4 separate regions of the Homo sapiens genome follow, and regions 2, 3 and 4 are each linked to region 1. A link is a loop called in an ENCODE intact Hi-C map of the cell type or tissue named here. Cell type or tissue: psoas muscle. All regions are shown on one strand. Each heading gives the region's core, and the rest is flanking DNA. Links, peaks and the distances in the headings are about the cores only. Region 1 has its middle 140 kb from the start of PRDM13. Region 2 overlaps USP45 (ubiquitin specific peptidase 45). Region 3 has its middle 15 kb from the start of PRDM13. Region 4 overlaps FAXC (failed axon connections homolog, metaxin like GST domain containing).

Evidence for each region. Peaks named below come from ENCODE experiments on the same cell type or tissue, not always from the same donor. Only the 100,000 strongest peaks of a DNase experiment are listed, where the experiment ranks them.
Region 2: a loop joins it to region 1, with 9 times the contacts of the local background. A loop is called at or near these places in 95 of 110 quality-filtered maps.
Region 3: it touches region 1 in a loop (4-fold over the local background); 59 of 110 quality-filtered maps call a loop at or near these places.
Region 4: it touches region 1 in a loop (2.7-fold over the local background); 28 of 110 quality-filtered maps call a loop at or near these places.

The regions. Positions count from the first base shown.
Region 1 is chr6:99,743,742-99,749,056 of GRCh38, reverse strand. No RefSeq gene overlaps it. Among named protein-coding and RNA genes, the nearest start is that of PRDM13, 140 kb to the right of the region's middle. In psoas muscle, for the core only: a CTCF peak has its summit at 2,560 (motif pointing right); a DNase peak (open chromatin) is centred at 2,716; H3K27ac peaks cover 422 bases.
Region 2 is chr6:99,464,627-99,469,941 of GRCh38, reverse strand. USP45 (ubiquitin specific peptidase 45) reads left to right here. Exons shown (of 18, transcript NM_001346022.3): 10 at 1,324-1,405; 11 at 3,179-3,270; 12 at 4,806-4,862; 13 at 5,195-5,315. Among named protein-coding and RNA genes, the nearest start is that of PNISR, 42 kb to the right of the region's middle. In psoas muscle, for the core only: a CTCF peak has its summit at 2,226 (motif pointing left); no DNase peak of the experiment used is centred there.
Region 3 is chr6:99,588,871-99,594,185 of GRCh38, reverse strand. No RefSeq gene overlaps it. Among named protein-coding and RNA genes, the nearest start is that of PRDM13, 15 kb to the left of the region's middle. RefSeq lists an enhancer at 4,870-5,039. In psoas muscle, for the core only: no CTCF peak of the experiment used is centred there; a DNase peak (open chromatin) is centred at 3,205; H3K4me3 peaks cover 1,620 bases; H3K27me3 peaks cover 5,000 bases.
Region 4 is chr6:99,327,607-99,332,921 of GRCh38, reverse strand. The region is part of intron 3 of FAXC (failed axon connections homolog, metaxin like GST domain containing); the gene reads left to right. Among named protein-coding and RNA genes, the nearest start is that of FAXC, 19 kb to the left of the region's middle. In psoas muscle, for the core only: a CTCF peak has its summit at 2,652 (motif pointing left); no DNase peak of the experiment used is centred there; H3K27me3 peaks cover 301 bases.

The DNA.
Region 1 (5,315 bases), core at 247-5,246:
TAGCAATATTTAGCAATTTTAATGGACATTCCCTTTGACTCAGCAATTCCACTTTCATGAATATGTCCTCTAGTTGAACAATAGCATATATATTCATATATCTATACACACACACACACACAAACACACATATACACGGTTGACCCTTGAACAACTCAGGTTTGAACTGCACAAGTCAACCTATACTGGAATTTTCTTCTACCTCTGCCACCACAAGACAGCAAGACCAACAGTTCTTTCTCCTCCTTCTCTTCCTCCTCAGCCTACTCAACATGAAGAAAATAAGGATGAAGACCTTTATGCTGATCCACTTCCACTTAATGAATAGTAAACATATTTTCTCATCTCTATGATTTTCTTAATATTTTCTTTTCACTAGTTTATTGTGAGAGTACAGTAGATGATACCTACAACATGCAAAATATGTGTTAATGACAGTTTCTGTTATCAGCAAAGCTTCCAGTCAACAGTAGGCCATTAGTTAAGTTTTTGGGAAGTCAAAAGGTATACATGAATTTTCTACTGCATAGGGACCCGGGGTTGGGGACGATGATCAGCATTCCTAACTCCCACATTGTTCAAGGGTCAACTGTACACACAGATTTTTGTACATGGAAATACATTTACTCAGATGTTTGTTACACCATAGCTTATATTTGGAGATAAAAAACACCAGAAGTAAACCAAATATCCCAGAGGAAGGCTGACTAGATATGTGATGACTTATTCATCTTCATATAATTAAATACTATATGTCCAATAAGTGAGGTAAATATAGATATTACTACTGGCATAGATATTGCTAAGCGAAAGACAATGTTGCAAAAGTATATAGAATGTAGTCTTTTTTTCTAAGATAATATACAGGTTAACGTATGCATTTAAAAATTTAGAGAAATATACAGCAAATTGTTAACAGTGATTATCTCTACAGTATTAAAGTAGGGAGTCACTCTATATTGAACATTTATGATTCGTTTATGCATTCAGCTAAATATTTTTACTATTTATCCATTTATTTATTTATTTATTTTTGAGATGGAGTCTCACTCTGTCGCCCTGGCTGGAGTGCAGTGGCGCGATCTCAGCTCACTGCAACCTCCGCCTCCCGGGTTCATCAGCTAATATTTATTTAGCACATACAATGTGCCAAGTGATCTTCAAGGTGTCAGGAAACCTAGGGAGCAAAACAAAGTCATCAGTGTGTGATCCTTTTAAAATCAGAAAAAACAATACAATTCCTGGGATTTCAGCTATTTTAAGGAAATAAAGAAGTGAGAACCATTCATCCCATTACCCCTGTTAAGACTCTTTACCCCTTTTTTCTTGTCCAGAACTTTTTTGATGTTAACCTAATCACAGCCAGATTTTTTTTTTCTGAGACAAAGTCTCATTCTGTCGCCCAAGGTTGAATGGAGTGCAATGGTACCATCACCACTCCCTGCAACCTTGGCCTCCCAGGCTCAAGCGATCCTCCCACCTCAGCCTCCTTAGTAGCTGGAACTAAAGGCATGCACCACCACACCCGGCTAATTTCTGTATCTTTTGTAGAGATGAGGTTTCACTATTTTTCCCAGGCTGGTCTTGGCTCAAGTGATCCCCTGGCCTCGGCCTCCCAAAGTTTTGGGACTACAGGTTTGAGCCACCACACCTGAAGATCTTAATATAAGCTATCATTAAAGCAATCTCTATTAGGTCTAAATGTCTTATGAAAAAGATTGTATTATACTTTATTATCTATAAAACTTAAATACTTTTGTTACTATATATCTGAACCTGCAATTATGTAAGAGTAATGAAGTACATTTGTGATTTCATTACATATACTTTGACAGTAATAAGATAATTATGTATACGTAAATATGACTATGTAACCATACACATGAATATTTTCACAAAGCTTAAATAATAACTATAATTGTTTTTACTCATGAACCACAAGATAATATTAAGCTTATGGATCTGTAATATTTCAATATCTTATTCAACTTACTACTAACATATATTAGAAGATTTTCAGATTGATACTAATATTGTAAGAGTATAGTAAATTTTATTAAAACGTATATGTTTCTTATACAATATGTAAATGCTAATATTAATTCATATGCTTCAATTTTTTTAAAATCTAGTATGTATTCTCTCAAAAATGTCCTAATATGAGGGTTTTTTTTCCTTTTTTCCCTTTAAATTAACAAAAAGTATTTAAAGAATTATTCACAAAATGTCTTTGACTTCAATGAAAACTCATACTTATTAAAGGTAAAATTTTTAGAAAGTACTTAGGGTTCTTATTCATAATGTTCTGAACAAATTATAACTAACTCCACTAGGATGGACAAACAGACAGATACAAAATATGTAAGGGGGAAAAAAGCCAACAAATAAATTCTAAATACTTACAAAGCAACGTTGTAATGTAATAGCCGTGGTCCCCTGACAGTGAGACTAATCACTGTGAAAGGACATCTATTCAGAAAGTGTATTCATTTGCATCATACATGAATTGCCTAGCCCTAAACTCCCCAACGCTAAAGTACTTGTGCTACAGCTGGCTGTAATTTACACAAATTTCACTAGATGGCAGTGTGGGTCGAGTAGCCAAATGTTTACAAGTCATGTCTTCAAATTTGATACCAGACTAAGAACATTACACAACTGGACTCCTTGTTATCATCAAAAATAGATTGTGGCTGGGCACGGTGGCTCACGCCTATAATTCTAGCACCTTGGGAGGCTGAGCTTGAGCTCAGGAGCCAGATACCAGCCTGGGCAACATGGTGACACTCTGTATTAAAAAATAATAATAAAATAAAAAGTGTTTTATGAATAAAAGACACATCACATAAAAGCATAATAAAAAGACAATGTGAAGGAGCAAGATTTTAAACAAAAAACACTCTGAGCACATTTGCTCTGCTGTTTATCTCTCCTAGTATCTCAAGCTTGAGGGTGCTTAGGACACACACCTGAGAAACTTGTTTAGAATTCACATTTCCAGTCCCTGCTCCCACCCTTGAGATTCTTAATGAGAATGTCTGCAACAGAACAGAGCTCAATTTTCAAGAAATATCTAAGGTTGTTCTAATACAGCAGGATCATGAGAAACACTGCTCTAAAGCATGAATCCCCAAAGAAGTGGCACATTTGTATCATCAGCTCCAATCCAGTCACTCCTGTGACCACAATACCCAGCCCATCCCTTCCTGCATTCTCCACATATCTGAAATATTGTATTCGAATGTCAGCACATTAAAGATATCAAAGCAAGAGTGGAAACTGTTTCTAGCCTTGGCAACAGCTCAAAGACTCATCCCTTCAAAAATAACTTTAGAGGAATTTATTGCCAAGCAGAAGCCCCTGGACTGCAATGAATTTACTATTTGCATCGACTATGATAAACTTAACGATTTTTAAAGAAGTTTGTCAAACCATTCACTCCTGAAGCAAAAAGAGCTGTACCAACCACCTTTTGTCATCTATCCACCATTCTGACTCTTGAATTGGACTTCTAAAAATTGTCCTATGTATTTCTTGCATTTCTCTACTTTTTGTCCACACAAAGCCATCCCTTCCCACTTGCCTCCTGGACCATAATTCTCCTGCACCCTACGCAGCATCCACCTGCTCTGTCTTTGTTCATGACCTATCGAATCTCGCCTCCATCTTGGCTTCTCCCATAAAGACCTAACATCTCAGGCCAGGCACAGTGGCTCATGCCTGTAATCTCAGCACTTTGGGAGGCCAAGACAGAAGGATCGCTTGAGCCCAGGAGCTCGAGACCAGCCTGGGCAATATAGGAAGATCCTATCTCTTCAAAAAATAAAATTAGCTGGGCATGGTGGCATGTGCTACTCAGGAGGCTGAGGTGGGAGGATTTGTTTCAACCTGGGAGGTCGAGGCTGCAGTGAACCCTGTGATCACGCCACGGCATGCCAGCCTGGATGACAAAGCAAGACCTGCCTCAAAAAAAAAAAAAAAAAGAGAGAGAGAGAGACCTAACATCTCACATTTTCCCACTTAAGAATCTGGCATTAGTGGCTGTCATCTGTAATAATTACCAATTCGTGTCTAATCTTGAAAGAATACTGTGAGTGGCAGATTTAAAGAATAAAGAATCTTTAAGTCAATGCTATGTAATAGTGTTACTTGAAAACTGAGCTCTGTTCTGTTGGAGACCTTCTGATTAAGAACCTCAAGGGTGGGACCAGGGACCAGAAATGTGAATTCTAAACAAGCACTAATTACTAAGTAATTTAGTGTTTAATTACTAATAGAAGTGCCCACAAGTATTTCACCAATTAATGTAGTTTTTATTGACTGTGGGTAATTCATCTCTACTGTGTTTCAGTTATTTTCATCCACTCCTAGAGTTTTTATAAGGAGTAACTACTAAATTTTATCATATTTGAAGTAACTTGAAATAATTAGATGGTTTCTCTCCTTTAATTCATTAGTATGGATATTTCTATTGCTAGATTTCTAATCTTGAACCATTCTTTGATTCCTGAAATAAACTCTATGAAGTGATTTTTCTTTTACTATCCTGCTGGATTAGGTTGGTAGTAACCTTTTCTTCAATGACTTTGCATTTATGTAATTTTTGTCATCTTATAATTCTAGATTAGTTTCATCTAGGAGTTAACTGATCTTTACAAGTTGGCTAGTCCTTAGTAGTAAAACTATCTGGGCTTGGTGCCTTTGTAATGATAGATCTTTACTTTTCTGATCTCTTCTACAGTGATTGGTCCATCATGATTTTATATTTTGTGGGGAATCAATACTAGTGTTTTCCTAGGAAATAATTCATTTTCTCTAGTTTTTCAAAATCATTGTCTTAGGGTCATATATAATGTTTCCTTGTAAATCTATCTTTCCAATTGTGGTTGTATCTATAATTTTTGATGTTTGTCTACAGAGAGTTTTCAAGCTCCAGGACACTCTCTTCCCCTTCCAGTCTACTTTTGGGTAAGCTGATAAACTCCCTCTTTTGGTACTGGTGGGATGTTCAAACAACGCAAGCCCCAACCCACATGTGGGAACCTTCACCTCAGCCCTAACCTTTAACCACAATAAACCACAAACCAGTCTCCTTTCCCTGCACTCTCAAGCCATTTTTGGACCTGCCTAAGAGCCTGCCCTAATCTTCCAAAAAGCTTCATTATATGAGCAATAAATCTTTACGTGCTCTCTTGATGCATGTGTGATGTCATCATTCTTGACATCCAAAGAGGCAGAGGGAAGGCAGGTGTCCATCCCACCTCTGGAGGGTAACATTAATTGGTGCTGTGAGCAGTGTGTCTGAGTAATGACCA
Region 2 (5,315 bases), core at 168-5,167, 280 kb after region 1:
CTTTGTCTTTTTTCACTTAATATATCATAGTGATCTTTTCCAATTAAAAGATAGGAAGGACCAGGCACCACCTGTAATCCCAGCACTTTGGGAGTTTGAGACCAGCCTGGGCAACATAGGAAGAGCCTGTCTCTACAAAACGAACAAACAAACAACAAAAAACAGGTGTGGCAGCTCATGCCTGTAATTCCAGCACTTTGGGAGGCTGAGGCAGGTGGCTTGCTTGAGCTCAGAAGCTCAAGGCCAGCCTGGGCAATATGGCAAAACCCCATCTCTACAAAAAAATTTTTAAAAATTAGCCAGGTGTCATGGTGTGTGCCTATAGTCCCAGGTACTTGGGAGGCTGAGGCAGTAGGATCACTTGAACCCAGAGAAGTCAAAGCTGCAGTGGGCAGTGATTACACCACTGCACTCCAGCCTGGGCAACAAAACAAGACTCTCAAAAAAAAAAAAAATATATATATATATATTATATATATATTAATTATATATATATTTTTTGGAAAGATAATTAAACTTTTCCCTCATCCTACTGTCATAATCTGAATTAGGAAGACAAAATTCATCCACTAATTAGGGGCATAGTTAATGTTAAAAGGTCACTTACTAAGTTTTATTCTTGGAGTATGTAGTTTTATTCTGAAACTTTTCTGTGAGATTGGATCTTTCCTAAAACATACACAAGAGATGTAGAAATAGTTAATATAAACCTTGTCATTTACTGAGAGCTGCTGAAAACATAATCATTATTGACAACTAAGTTCAAGTAAAACCATAATTAAAATTTGGGGGATTCTTCTTGCTATGGACATTAATTGATAAATTTGGACTTTAGTTATATGTGTATATAAATGAGGTAGTCCACATAGCATAGAGATTATAGTAACCAGCTTGATAGCTTCTTAATATAGAAAGGTCTTCATAGACAATAAATTTCATATGGTCTATTTTCTTTTTTGGTCCTAATTAAGAAGTGTCATTTTAGAGAGAGGGAGAAGGAAGAAAGAGGGCAAATTAATTTATGCTAAGCAACAGGACTAGGCTGCTTGCTTTTTGTACACTGATAAAAATACATTAAATCCAAGAGAGAACCTAAATGTAAAAATTCTGACTCTTACTTGGGAAAATTTGACATTAGAGCAATCTATTCATGGAATTTGAGACCTGGAAGAAATTACATTTTTTAAAAAATTTGGTCATTTTATTTTCAAACTAGGGAACTGAAATCCACAGTGTACCTTGCTGTTTGAAAGTACTTTTATTAGGAGGATGAGGCCTGAGTTAACTATTATTAGACCAGAATCTATTAACTTTGTTTTACAGCGAATACAAGCTAGCATTCTAAAAGCATTTAACAACCCAACTACTAAAACTGCTGATGATGAAACTAGAAAAAAAGTCAAAGGTATGTTGACTCTTTGTTAAAACTTTTTTCTTTAAGAAAATATTAAAATTTTATTTTAGTTGGAAAAAGAACTGAACATTATGTGAACTAATCCACCAAAGTAGTGGCTTTAAAAGGAGGACGTAGTTGCTGCAGTGTCTGAAAAATACTTTAGTGGAACATAGAAAATGCTAGAATGTATTCATGTGAATTTATAAGAATAAAGCTATACCAAGTATACAGATTGACACCGATACCTTTATGTGAGGTCTTCTAAGGGAAACTTGAAAGGTTGTTGAAAGTAGCAACCACACTTGGAAGTTCATATGTATCATATTGTATCATTTGACATGTGTTTGGATCAATGGATTTATGGATATTTTTTAGATGTAACTAGACAAAATGTTTAAGTGCTCCAAAGACTCCTGCAAATAAACCGTTTATTGAAGAGAGTGCTGGTAAGTCAAGTGTAAGTGCACTTTGCCTACTCCTAGTGTTTGCTATTCATCCATAAAAATATGAGCCCCAAATGATGATTACCTAATCAAAGTTGGTTATTTATCATTATCAATACTATATAGGGTTTATATACCTTGCCCTAAATGTATATTCTGCATTGAGATACTAACTAATGTTAGCATGAAGTGATTTTTAGAAGACATTTAAAAATATTATTTGTATTTTTTTCTAACTTTTGTTTTTGTGGTTTTATAATGTATGTACTACAGGTCTATAATTTGCAAACATACACACATTGTTACTGTGCACTTTATTGTAATTAAGGGTTCAAGATTTTTAAAAAACGTAGCTGCTCAAATATGCCTTGTTCTTTTGTGTTGAGATAGTGCCATCTCGTGGATGTTTAGAATAACAGCCCCGTTTTTCTTCCCCCTCTTTCCAGTTTTGTACTATTTCCAATCCCTTTTAGTTTTTCTAGAAGAAATATCTTTATTATTATAGTATTTCTAAATACAATTTTAATTAATGTTTACTGATATATTCACATGTTTTCTGTCATTCAGTGCTCTAATATTTTAAATGATTTTGAATATTGTTTGTATGAAACTTGAAGATAGAGGCTCAAAAAAGAAGTTTGAAAGAGGGGTGAATAGGTTTGTTAATATACTTTTTCCTCCCATGGTTTATGATGGAAAGTTTCAAATTTTTATTAAAGTAGAGAGAATAGCATAATGCAGCCCTTTATATCTGTCACCCAACTTAAACTGCGTTCATGGTTTATGTTTAATCCATTTTCTCCCAACCTCAGGTTATTTTAAACTAAGTCATTGGCATTTTTTTAATTTATAAATATTTCCTGAGCAGAATAATTTTAACTTTTAAAAATATAACCATGTTCTTGAGTTCTTAATTACCTATGTTAATTCCTTACACTTGCCTTTTACGACTGTTATTTTCATAGCCGTGATCCTGGCATCCGTAGTCCTGATAGCATAATCTCCTTTTCCATTCTTCTGGGTACTTATTGGTTAGACATGAGGTTTTATAAGTTTTAATGGGAGTGGTTGAGGTGTGGTACGAATAGTGGTTGTTTTGTTTTACCTCTTAAGAATAGTTCATTATTTCTTGGAGACTAAAGTAGTTGATAGTCGTAAATCTGCTACAAAATTGTAAAGGAGAAAGACTTTAGAATGTTGTATGTATAGTAAAATGTATTATTAAATGTAGTACAGAATATCTTATTCAGATTACTTTTGAATAACCAGAAGATAGCCTATTATACTGCTAGATGGATGGTTGACATGTTTTTTGCATTAAAAAGTATGATTTTTACAGCATATGGAAAAGAAGGTGTGAAAATGAACTTCATAGATCGGATCTTTATTGGTGAATTAACTAGCACGGTCATGTGTGAAGAATGTGCAAATGTAGGTACTTTAGAATTCAATTCAGCATGGAATGGATTACAATCACATCATTTTTATTATATTTTCTTTCACATATAATCATTGGCAGTCATTTTTAAAATTTGACAGATGATTACATAATGATTCTTGAAAGTCTTTTTATACGCTACACTCCTAGAAAGTAAATGTGATAATTTATATATTTTTAAAAGTAAATGTATTTTTGTGTTATTTTTCCTCATGACACACCTATGAGGCAGTTTTAGCCTATCTTAATATACTGAAATTCATTAGCTATCTGTTTGAAGTGAGAGAAAAACTTCTGTGAAGAGAGTAACTGTGCTACGTTGCAGTGCCCTAAAATGTAATTCCAGGCTGGGTGCAGTGGCTCATGCCTATAATCCCAGTACTTTGGGAGGCCAAGGCCGGCGGATCACTTGAGGTCAGGAATTCAAGACTAGCCTGGCCAACATGGTGAAACCCCATCTCTACTAAAAAAATACAAAACAATTAGCCAGGCATGGTGGTGGGTGCCTATAGTCCCAATGACTCGGGAGGCTGAGGCAGGAGAATCACTTGAACCCAGCAGGCAGGGTTGCAGTGAGCCGAGATCGCACTACTGCACTATAGCCTGGGTGACAGAGCGAGACTCAGTTTCAAAAAAAAAAAACTAATTCCAATAGAAATAACTTAATGTATTAACATAATTTAGGGTGGTTATATCACCTTTGATTTAAAGTTTATATGACGTATTAAAGATTTTTGTGTAGACTTCACTCACTTTGAACTTAATAATTTTTATTTTGAATGCCATCTTTAACAACTTAAAGCATGTATGAATTTTTTGTAGATTTTCAATTGCTTGGCAAGGAATATTTCTGTAAGTGTATGACTTAGAGTATGATAGGTTTAAATTTCTGTTAGATTTTAATAGTAAAAGGAGCCTTTATTCATTTTCCTGTCCCAGATTATGAGTATTTTTCTGTGTTCTCTAGCCTTAAAGAAGCAGGATTATAAAATATATCTCATTCTAGCCTGTCACATTGAAACACAGAATGCATGACCATGATTATTTAAGTTTCTAGACTATTCAACACAGAAGTTGTTTTCTCTCTCACAAGATAGAGAGTATCTTTTAAAACAAAATTATCTTAAAGAATCTATAAAACACAGCCAAGCTCTCTGCTTTTTTTCATGGCTTTTTCTTAACATTTCATAGTTTACTTATGTTACAGCCCTAAGCTAACCAAAAATGTCTAGTCTCTTTAGTTAATCTGTTTTATTAAACAGTTTTTTTAAGTTATTTTAAATATTACAGGCCAGTCATATTGACAGTAATATAAAATTCAATTGGATCACCATTCACTGATGTTTGAGAATATCTTGTTTTGATTAACAATGTGCTGCAATACCCAATTAAATTGCTATTTTTTTCAGGAACAGTTTTTAACGTAAAATTTTAGGTTGCCCGGGAAGTTTGATTTCTTTGTACTTTACAAAACTGTATGTTTATATTAGAATTCTAACTGAAGTTTTCAATGTGTTTTCCTTTTAAGATCTCCACGGTGAAAGATCCATTCATTGATATTTCACTTCCTATAATAGAAGAAAGGGTAAGGAGAAGAAAACTAATGATGAAGCTTTGGTGAAGAACATTTAATCATTTATTTAAACATTTGTTGAGTATATTACCAGATATCTGAGAGTCATTATTTTTTATATATAATTGAGTTTGTATTCATAATTGAGTCTGATTTGGGGGTTTGTGTAAGTATGCATAAAGTATGATGGTTTTTATTCTCAAGGAATTTAAACTCTTAAACACTTTTTATTTTGATAATTTGTTAATTTTTTGTATTTCAAGTCAGTCAAAAATTTTAAGATGAGGACATCCAGAATTTATTTACTAAAGAGGTTTTGGTTTCTGTATGTGGCATTTACATAGGTTTCAAAACCTTTACTTTGGGGAAGAATGAATAAATATAGAAGTTTACGGGAGACAGATCATGATCGATACAGTGGCAATGTTACTATAGAAAATATTCATCAACCTAGAGCTGCCAAGA
Region 3 (5,315 bases), core at 268-5,267, 150 kb after region 1:
GTGTGATATATTTTAGGCTTCTAAGGGAAAAGTAACAAATGCAAAAATATTTCAAGTGCAGGGAGAAGTAGGTTCACATCACTGAAAATGAAAGAGATACCCATCCGTGTTTCCAAGGTCAAACCAAAGGCTATCATTATATGGTTCTTAATTTTATCACTGATGGTGATGCAGAGGACTTAAGAAAATTTAACCTGCTTCATCATGACTCATGTGAGGGTTGAGATGACTTGATAGAAAGAAATAATAAGAAAGAATTCAGTAGAGAGAAATAGATGATAAAGTGATGGAAGAAAAAAGTTAAAGAAAGGAGGAAGTGAGAAGCTATTAGAAATAAGATTCTATACTTGAGCAACAGATAAAAATGGAATGATTCACTGATTAGTATAACTGAAAATATAGGGAGGTGTGGATTCTGCAGGACAGCATCTGGATTAAATACTTTATAAGAAAAAATATAATTCAGCAAAAGTTTTTCTCTTCTGTGATAACATGACAGACATTTCAGTGCCTACTTGCCTCAGAAAGAGGAGCTTGACACAGAGCAGCAATCAGAAGCTACTTACTCTTTCATCATTAGAATATGTTGCCGAGTAATTAATGAAGTTGACAAGTTGAAGGCAATTTTCTGGTTCTTGTTTTAACAACAATTTAACTTTGTTTTTTATAACCCAATGATGCTGGATAAAATAAAACCAATTGACAGAGAAGTCAGGACAGGACTTGGTTGTTTCTGAATATGAAAAATATCTAGAAAGATGCTTCATCTTTATCCTTTACCTTATTCTGTTGCCCTCATAGCATACATGAATTCAGTTTTTAAATACTTATTTTTAATTTTTTAAATATATAACAAATCATGCATAGCAAAAGTTTTATTCCGTAGAATTCATACTCTCATTCTCTGATTTTTACATTTCACTCAGTCACAGCTTAGAGAAGTTGTGTAATATTGCCAAAAATAATGGCTCTTTTGATTTCCACATAATTTTTCCAGTGATTGTTTTTTCTCTCTTCTGGGGTTAATTTCCTGTAGCAAACTGTTACATAATCATCCCCAGTGAATTGAACCTCCTGGTATTCATGCTCTTGCATAATCTCCTTTCATAATGATCTTAAGCTTTGCCATATGACTTGCTCTGGTCAGTGGGACATCAGTAAATGTGACACAAGCAGAAGTTTCAGCACTTGCACATTTGTGTCATCCCCTTTTAATATGCTATCGATTGCCATATGAAGAAGCCTGATCTAGTCTTCTCAAAAGACCACACAGAGCAAAAGGTCCAGCCCTCAGCTCTCCACCAAATGAGTATAGCCACTTAGTGAGCCTAGGTGAGACTAGAGAAAGATCCATCCAGGTAAGCCCAACCCAAATTGCAGAATGGTGAAAAAATAAAGTGTTGTTTTATGTCACTAAGTTTTAATAACCAATTAGTTATTCAATGACAGATAATAGATAGCTACCCCTCCTCTGAATGAATATAATTAAATACAACAGAGATAAATGTGGGGGAGACTGCCTTGATTCAAATGATCAGTGGTCTAGAAATGTGAGAAGGTAAACTATTTAGACAAGAGATAGCCAACAAACTGGGGATTGTGACTGATCACAGGTATGGAAGATATTAAGATATCAACCCAAAAACCATCATCCCCATATGTTTTTTGCTAGCAGAACCCTGAGTTTGTGTAAAAGTGGTCAAGTGCTTTAGGGAATGCAAAGTCCCTCCAGACTCCAAGAGGTGAAACTTGATTAACTTAAGTCAGTCATGGTAGTTCCTTTACCTTCATTTTTGACTGGTTTAGGAACAGGCATGTGAAACAATTATGGCAAAAAAAAAAAAAAAACAAGTGAGAGCAAGTGTTTTGGAAGTACATGGGAACCGTTTTCTTTCATCTTAAAAAGGGTGTCTAAAAGAAAACAGTCTCCATTATTTCTGTGTTTGCATGTTTTGTGAGAATGAGATTCTTAGAAAAGCAGCAATCAATTGTGAGGAAACAAACCTGAGGACAGAAACCAATATCCACATCAAAGAATAAAGAAATGTTAGGTGTTTGTTTGAATAATTAGGCAATAGTTTCTGTAACCTAAATGTGAGATGTGGGTATTTTGATTTGCTTCTTTCTCTTGCACATTGGGAATTGAAATGAGAGGGTGTTTTGACTAATTTTTCTAACTAATGTTTTGCCTCCTATGCTTGCAATTAATTTACCTTTCAGTATTGTTTGGTCTTTTAAAAACTGGTTAGAAACTTGTAAGAACATTACAACTCTATCTCCTTTTCTGAAAATAAATGTGAACAATCGATTCTACATTCTTGATACAAGAAATGTTACAGTGAACGCTGGAATCTCAAAAAGACTTCTCTCTCTGGAGCAATGCAATTAGATTTTCCAGTGATTAAATGGGTCATCGCCGATAAGAAGTTATTGCTCAGGGCATAAGATTGTACTTCATTCCATCAAAGTGATGCTCAAGTTCAGAAAGCCGCACAGAAAGCACCCTTAGACAAACACAGACGTGGGAAAGGAATAAACTTGTGAGGCTCCATCAGTTTCCCCATTTGGCTCTTCAGCCCCCTTGCGAAACTGTCTGACCTCGGGCATCTGCGGAAACGCAGACGCTGAGGAAGCACCGACAGAGGAGCGCTTGGGATCTCTGCGGGCCCAGCCCAGACCAGTAACCTGCAGCCAATGACTGACGTCCCAATCCCTAGTCTGGGGACTGGGGGCTGGGGCGGCGCCACGCTGCTTTCCCGGGAGCCAGAAGACTCTGCTGGACCACCGAGCTCACGTGCAGAAAAGCTCGAGGCCCAGCCTCTGCCCCTGTGACAGGCGCCCAGGGAAAGAAGAGAGCCCTGGCTTCCTCAGGGGTCGGGGGATGGGGATGGTAAGGACGCCGCGCCGGGGTCCCTCTTCTGTTGGGGGTGGACGTGCCAGCAGGTCAGGCTGTTTTCCTGAGAGGACGGAAAGGGAAGGCTCGCTCCTGTCTCCTCAATCCCAGGGCCCCGCGGAACCCCCCTTCTGCGCTGGAACTTGGCCTCTTCTCTGCAGTGTCTCCCCCCCACGTCTCAGGCCGAGTTTATGCCTTCTTAGAGATCGACTTCTGTCGCTATGGCCCTTTCAAATCCTAGAAAGCAGCCTGCGGAGAGAGAACCGCGCGCTGAAGTGCAAGTGGCCACGCGCCTCCCGGCGGGCGCCAGCAGCTGCCTCAGGACGGCCGGCAGAGCTAGGCGGCTGCGTCCGTGGGCACCCCACCCCCGCCGGGCACCACCGCCCCGCGCTCGCGCCCTGCACCCTACCTGGTGCCTCACACCCCTCGGGGAGCGCTGCTAACTTGTCGGGGACAATGCGCAGTGAACCGGCCTTAGGGTTCCGAAGCTCGCACAGTGGGAGGAAGGCGACGAGGGGAAGGAAGGCAGATGCCCTCTGTGACTGTACCAAGCTGGTATTGGACTCCCTAGGCAAGAAGCCTTTTAAAATAATTTCATTAAATGCTTTTTTACTGATGATAATGACATCAATAATAATAAAAGAGATCCTGGCGCTCACATTCGTCTGTAAGAGTTTGGTAGCCCCTCTCTTGGTATGACCATCATTCATGCTTTCCATGAACACACAATGAGCACTCACTGTGCGGCAGCTCTGCTCGTGCTTGACTAGGATCATCCTAGCCCCTCCCAGGCCTCTCAAATATGAACTTCCCCCGTGTTTTCAGGAGCACTGCAAGGTAACTGTTACGTAGTTTTCAAAAAGTCTGGAGAGCCTGGTGACCATGACAAAGAAAGGCACAGTCATACATAGGAAAAGGATGTCTAATTTACTTGCATTGTTCCAGGCTCCATGCCAGAGTCAGGCCTAGGTTTTGATCCTCTGGAGAAAATGTACCAAAGTCGATGGTTTGAGGGACGTCAGTCACTGCCTTCTGGAAGACTAGGAAGACTGGAAAGATTATTTTTCTCATGCTTAACTGTTTACCTTTTTTTTTGTTAAGACAGGATCTCCCTGTGTTGCCCAGGCGGAACTCAAACTCCTCCGCTCAAGCGATTCTCCTGCCTCAGCCTCCCAACAGCTGCGAGTGCCATCGTGCCCTATTACTTTTGTTTAAAAAGGTTTGAATATTTAAAATCAGTTCCATTTAGTCAAAGAGTTACAATTATAGTTCAACTAAACCTGCAGTCAATGTAAGTATTCATACCCTAAGAAAAAGCACCACAAAATGATGTCTGTGATTGTTAACGGTTGATTGGTTTCCTGTGTCCATAGTGGACAATATTATGAAGCATAGACAGAGAAACATGTTTACTAAGAAGCTTTTTTTTCCTTCCAGGAAATTCTGTAGGTGAAAATGTTGAAATTGTCAGTTGAAATATCTGGTGAAGTCTAACATTAACATTAAATAAAAAGCAAGTGACAGGAGAGTACTGATGTATATTCCTCTTGGGAGATTAACTCTTTCTCTGCTAGTCCCCCCCTCACACCCCCACCCCTGAATTTGCCCACAGCCATAGCAGGGCCGTCAGTGTTTCGGGATGCCAGGCAGACGTAATTCGGCTTCAGAGCGCCTTGCTTAAGCAAAAGGCTGTGTGTACGTTCCCCAGGAGTCCGAGGACGGGCAGGCTGGCAAAGGCTGGCCCTGGTCACCGCTGGGAGAGGACGCCCCCGGGCTGGCTGCTGTTGCTGCTGGGGCTACTCCTCCCCGCCCCGGTCCTCCTCCAGCTTCTCAGCCGCAGCCGCGCTTCCTGCTCTGGGGCTCTCGCAGCTGTTTAGGTTTAAGGTACAGGAGGAATTTCAAGCTTTTTCTGATCCCATCCCACCCGCCCCCATCCCCCGTGAGACTGGCCTCTGGGCACCACGGTCTCTTCTGTCTCCATCCAGCTCAAATCGAAGCTTGGAGAGGAAGCCCCACAGCTGCGGTTCGACCCTGCCCCGGCAGACCGAGATGAAAGCAGCTTGCGGAGGCTGCTCCGGCACCCGGCGCGGGCACGCGAGGGAAGAAGCCCCGCGCAAAGCAGCGCAGCCTTGGCTTTTGAAGCTGCCCTCTATGCACTTCCTCCGGCTTCCAGCCGGAATCTACGACCCATCCGCAGAGCGGGCTGGGTAAGGTTGTGCGGCAGCAGCAACCCCGAGGGAAAGAATTTTGTTTCTTTTTGAGGCCCTGCTGCATTTCTGGTTCCCAGCCTGGAGCAGGGGGCGCCTCGCTCCCCGGAGTCCCACAGGCTTGGGCCGCAGCTGGGCCGACGCGGTCGACAGGTGTGTGAGGCCGAACCCCGGAGCACCGGGAGGCGGCTGGGAGCCAGGGCAGAACGCCTGGG
Region 4 (5,315 bases), core at 183-5,182, 420 kb after region 1:
GTGGACTATAATTTGATGGGCCTTGATCTAGACTAGAACTCACTGAGTTGAGGAAGATAGTTGAATTGATTGGACTCAGGGCTTTTTACCAATACTGTATAAACTGTTGAATTAAAATAATATTATGTCAGAGACTCAGAGGAGGGAATGGAAGACTAAGTCAAGATAGAATTCCTAGGGTCAATTGTCCATAGATAACAAGAGCTTCTGTATGTTCCAGAAGTAAAGCATACTACTCCTTTCTGGATTTTCTTTGGCTTGATTGCAAACTCCTAGTTTGTATTCCCCAAGTTTGAACCATCACACGAGTTGATGAGTTTTCCCTGTTCTGTTTTTTGTAGCCTTGAGCTGGCGGTGGTACCATGTGAGTTAAGAAGATATGGTTCTTGCTTTACAAACTCATTAGTCTATGGTTTTTGAAATTTTTCTTTCATCCATTTTCTGGAGTTTCTGCACCTTTCTCTACACCCCAGTAGATAGAGAAAGTTTCTCTTGATTTCTGCAAACTTTATCTTTTTCCAAAGATTGAATTAAGAGTTGTTAAGCCCATTGTTTTTGGCATTAATTGTTATCTGCAGGCAGATGCTGGCCCAGTAGCTTTTATTAAACCTCTCCCGCTGAGTGATATCCTCAATATGGGCTTGACTGGAGAAGGTTCTTTCTTCTCCTCCTCCCCTATTTCATTTATTCTACTCTCTTTCTAAATGGAGAACTTGCTGTTCCTATCTCTTGGATTTTAAGTGACCCTCTTCTTTTTCTCTTTTTACTTTTGATTCTTGCCCAGTTTATTCCAGGGCTGACCTAAGCTCCACTTCTACCCACCACTCCCTAAAGAGGTGATAGAGTAGGCAGCAAGGAGGGGGCTGGGGAGAGGCTGGAGACAGGGGTACAGATTAGTGTGGAAGTAATCAGACTCAGTGTTCATGGAATGAACCAGGTATTTTCCTTACAATAGTGGTAGGGAACTGTTGGGGCTCCCCTCCCAAGGTGTGCAGCAGTCACAGTCACAGGGAACCAGAATGCATGACTGCATCTGACATGCATAGCTTCCAGGAAAAACTTAGCTTCTGAGAAAGGCCTTGCGAAGAGCCCATCACACTTGCTTACTAGGCTCCAGTCAGTTCTGCTGCTGTGAAGGGAAAGGAAGGACCTGCACAAGGCCACGTGACCCATGTTCCTTCCCTCGACAGAGGCCCTCCAAGGCACTACCTCATTTGATTGATGGGCCCATTGATTGCCAGAGCTGTTGCTTTGTTAGCTGTCTGAAAAGCTGAAAGCCATACATTTTAGTTGTCACTTTGGCTACAACTCTTTGATTTCCATAATGGTTTAGAAAATATATATTCCCCTTAGAAAGTTTTTGACCCAGCAACATTTCCAACTACCACACATCACTATTTTTTGTTCTGTGTGTGCGTACATATCATTTTACATAACTTTACTCCTTGCTAAAAATTCATCCCTGCCCTGCCCTTTCCATCTCTTCCTTCACCAGCCCCGAGCTGATACTCCATGCGGGGTGGAGTGTGGGTGGGGTAAGGGATGGAGGTGAGAGTTGGGAAGTGGTACCCCGTGGGAAAAGATCTTAATTTTGTGGACTACAAATTTCCAAAGGCTTGGGGATCTGCTTGGGTCATATGTAGACTCTTCTAAGGACAATTTTATTTCTCTAATTCACTTTTTAATTTGAAAAATGTTGGAGGGGTTAGCTATTATTTCTTGCTTATGTCTTCTCAATGGTTAATTTGAGGAAAAAATAGTGAGGGTGGGAGGCAAGGTCTTGATTGAGATGCACATATCTAATAAACTTTCAAAGCAACACTGCTAATTCCCACAGTTCTATTTAGTCCCTAGTAGCAGAAGGAAAAACAAATCTGTTTCTTAAGGTTCTCAAGCCTTTAGCCAACTTCTTGCTTTGGGGAAAACCTGAAGAGACTTTTAGGAGAGCTCTAAATCCCAATGGAGAAAAGACCCTCCTTTCCCCATGCCCCAGGCAGAGAATCTTCAGATACTCTTCCCTCAGGCACCTCCCATCCTCTGCTCTTCTGGTTCCAAGGCCACACACAAAATGTCTACCTGTGGAAGCTGAGGCCCAGCATATAGGGATCTGACCAAAATTTGTAGGAAAATATTATAGGTATGAGCTTTCCGTGATATCTTGTTAAATTCTAACAGTCAGTGAGCTCCTAGGTTGTGTCTATACTCACATAGCCAGAAGAGGAAATTTAATAAGCCTACCTTGTTTGACTCAATTGATTCAATTATGTGGAGTTTTCATATGTTTATGTTGGCCTGAAACCTTAAAAACACCCCAGGCATGATTTTATGAAAAGCAAAGGCAATGGAAAGCTAGCATTGTTATATTACATCACATAATTCTGAAACTGTTTTAGGTCTATTCAAATAAACACACTCAGCTCTAAAGTGGCTTTTCTTCCACTTGAAATCTATACACTGATGTCCCCCTTGCATTATAAAAACTGTTACTGAAGATCAAGAACACAGTTTTTAAAAATCCCCTTTGTTGTACTGAATACATAAGTACAGAGAAGCTGGTGTAAAGGGAAGTCAACTTGACACGGGGTCAAATGACTGGAATGAAACTGATTTTGGGTGACACACACTGCAGCTTCTTCAGTGTGACATACTGCCCCCTTGTGGATGTCAGTGAGCGTCTTCAGAGTCTTTCAACCCCATATGGGTATCATTTTCAGACTATCTAGTTATTATAATATTTTCACCCATAAAAATATAGGCATTAGGGCCAGTCGTGGTGGCTCGTGCTTGTAATCTCAGCACTTTGTGAAGCTGAGGTAGGAGGATTGCTTGAGCCCAGGAGTTCGAGACCACCCTGGGCAACATGGCAAAACCCTCTCTCTACAAAACAGTCAGGTGTGGTGGCGACTGAGGCGGGAGGATCTTTTGAGCCCAGGAGTTCGAGGCTGCATTGAGCCGTGATCGCGCTACTGCACTACATCCTGGGCGACAGAGTGAGACCATGTCTCTAAAAAAAAATAACAAAAATTGTTCTAATGCCTGTGTGTATGTGTGCACGCGTGCACACATACACACAGGCATTAGAACAGTGAATTCAAACTTGCTTCTAGGTTGGCCATAATTTTACAATTTTGAGTGTAGTTCAGGAGATGGGGGAAGATGGGATAGTTTCATAAATTGACTTAACCAAGATCTTTTCTAAAAGCCAAGAGACTACTCTTTCTGTTTATAACTTTGTTCATATGTTCTCCTTTTCTTTCTTTTCTCCCCACCCCAGTTTTAGATGTAGCGAGGGCCCCTGTTTGGGGGAGTTGATGTAATGCTTGTGAAACTTGGTGAAACTACAGAAACATACCATATGCTCCTGTATTCTTGAGTAGATATTCAGAGTATAAGCAAAAGACAGCAAGGATGTAGCCCTATGCAGAGAAAGGCATTCTCATGAGTTGGAAGTCCAGGTGTTGATACTCAGTCATCAAATTGTAGTTTGTTATGGGTTCCCACTTATAAATATTCATTTCTATCACGGGCCAGGTATTAAGTTATAATGCATGATATCTTCATTAAAATACCAGGGGTCAGCTTCTCTTTGACCATTTTCTTGTTCACCTGTAAACATTTTTGAGCAGGTTTTGTTCCTCTGTTCTAAGATAGTCTTTTAAAAAATCTCTTTGACCCCATTTTTGCAGAAGAGATTAGATACATTCGTTGTGATAAGGAAAATTAGTATTTCAACTTCTTGAAATAGATCCTCAAAATGATAAGTTAATTGCTTAGCCTTGTCAGCTTTCCAAATTGACCCTCTCTGTCCTCTTCAGTTAATGATTCATGATTCCTTTTGCAGTGGGTCTCCTCCCAGTGGAGAGTGAAGAGCCATGGATTCCAAGAGAAAAGTGGCAGCCCCTTCTTCATTTTCCGTAGGCACATCTCTTTGTTCTCTTTTCCCATTTTTCTATTTAAGTATGTGTCATCTCTTAGAAACACTACTTAGCAGTAGCTGGCTCAAAAGCAAAGCCTTTTTTCATTTAATCAATAATTCATTATTTCTGCAAACTTAATGAATGAGTGTTAGTGGCCAGGATGGTATGTATACCTGTTATCAAGTGGCTCAAAGGCTGGAGGCAGACATCAAGGCTTTGTAATGGTTAATGCTGGGGGAGGGTTTGAAGAACCAAGAAAAGGCAGCCAGCTATCACTAGAGAGAAGGGGGGAAGGCTTTGCAGAGGAGGTATTGTCAAAACGGAATCCAAGGACAGTTGGGAGTGGCAGATGAAGGGGCTGGTGGTCGGGAAAGGTTAGGATGTCTAGGCAGAGGGAGCAACATCTGCACAAGTTTAGAGGCAAGAAGGAGGCATTTGGGGAGTATATTAGGCCGTTTGGGCTGTCATAACAGAATACTTTTGACTGGGTGGCTCATAAAGAGCAGAAGTTTATTTCTCACAGCTCCAGAGTCTGGCGAGTCCATGATCAAAGCATCAGTGGATTTGGTGTCTGGCGAGGGCCAGCTTCCTGACTCATAGATGGTCATCTTTCTCACTGTAACCTCATATGGTGGAAGGGCCAAGGCAGCTCTCTGGGGTCTCTTTTATAAGGGCACTCATCCCATTTATGAGGGCTCTGCCCTTATGACCTAATCATAATCCCAAAGGCCCCACCTCCACATACCAACACACTGGGGGTTAGGTTTCAACACATGAATTTTAGAGGGACATGAACGTTCAGTCTATAGCAGGGAGGTGCATGTAATTCTGTATGGCTTGTGCATGGGGTGCATGGGAGTCAGTGCTGGGAGATGGGGCCCAAGAAGGGCCAGGTCATAGAGGGGTTAGACTGTGGGGAGAGGGGCTGGCATGCCATGCAAAGGAGCTGTGGGGTATTAATGAATGACTCTAAGAAGCATTACTCTTATGATTAGGTTTGTGTTTAGGAAGCTCTTTGTATACATTGGAGCAAATCATTTCTGAAGGGCCTTGAGGGGATGTCAGGGGACCTGGTAGGAGGCCATGTTCCTTGTAGTTAAGAAATAATGAAGGGCTGAACTGCAGTGTTTATAGAGTTGGAGAAAGGGCAAATTCACAGGGTGACTGGCTGTCAGGAGTGAGGGAGAGGGGTCAGTGAAGAAAAACTCCTGGGATTCTGGCTTGGGTGAGGAGAATCAGGTTTGAATGGAACAAAGATGATGAGTGCAGTTTTGGAAATGTTGGTTTGCAGTTCCTGAGGGTCATCCACATAGTATCCATGGATATCAGGAGAGAGGGCTGGATATGGGAGACATGAGTGTGAAGTCATAGGTGTGAGTTAGATGGCTCCACGAGTGT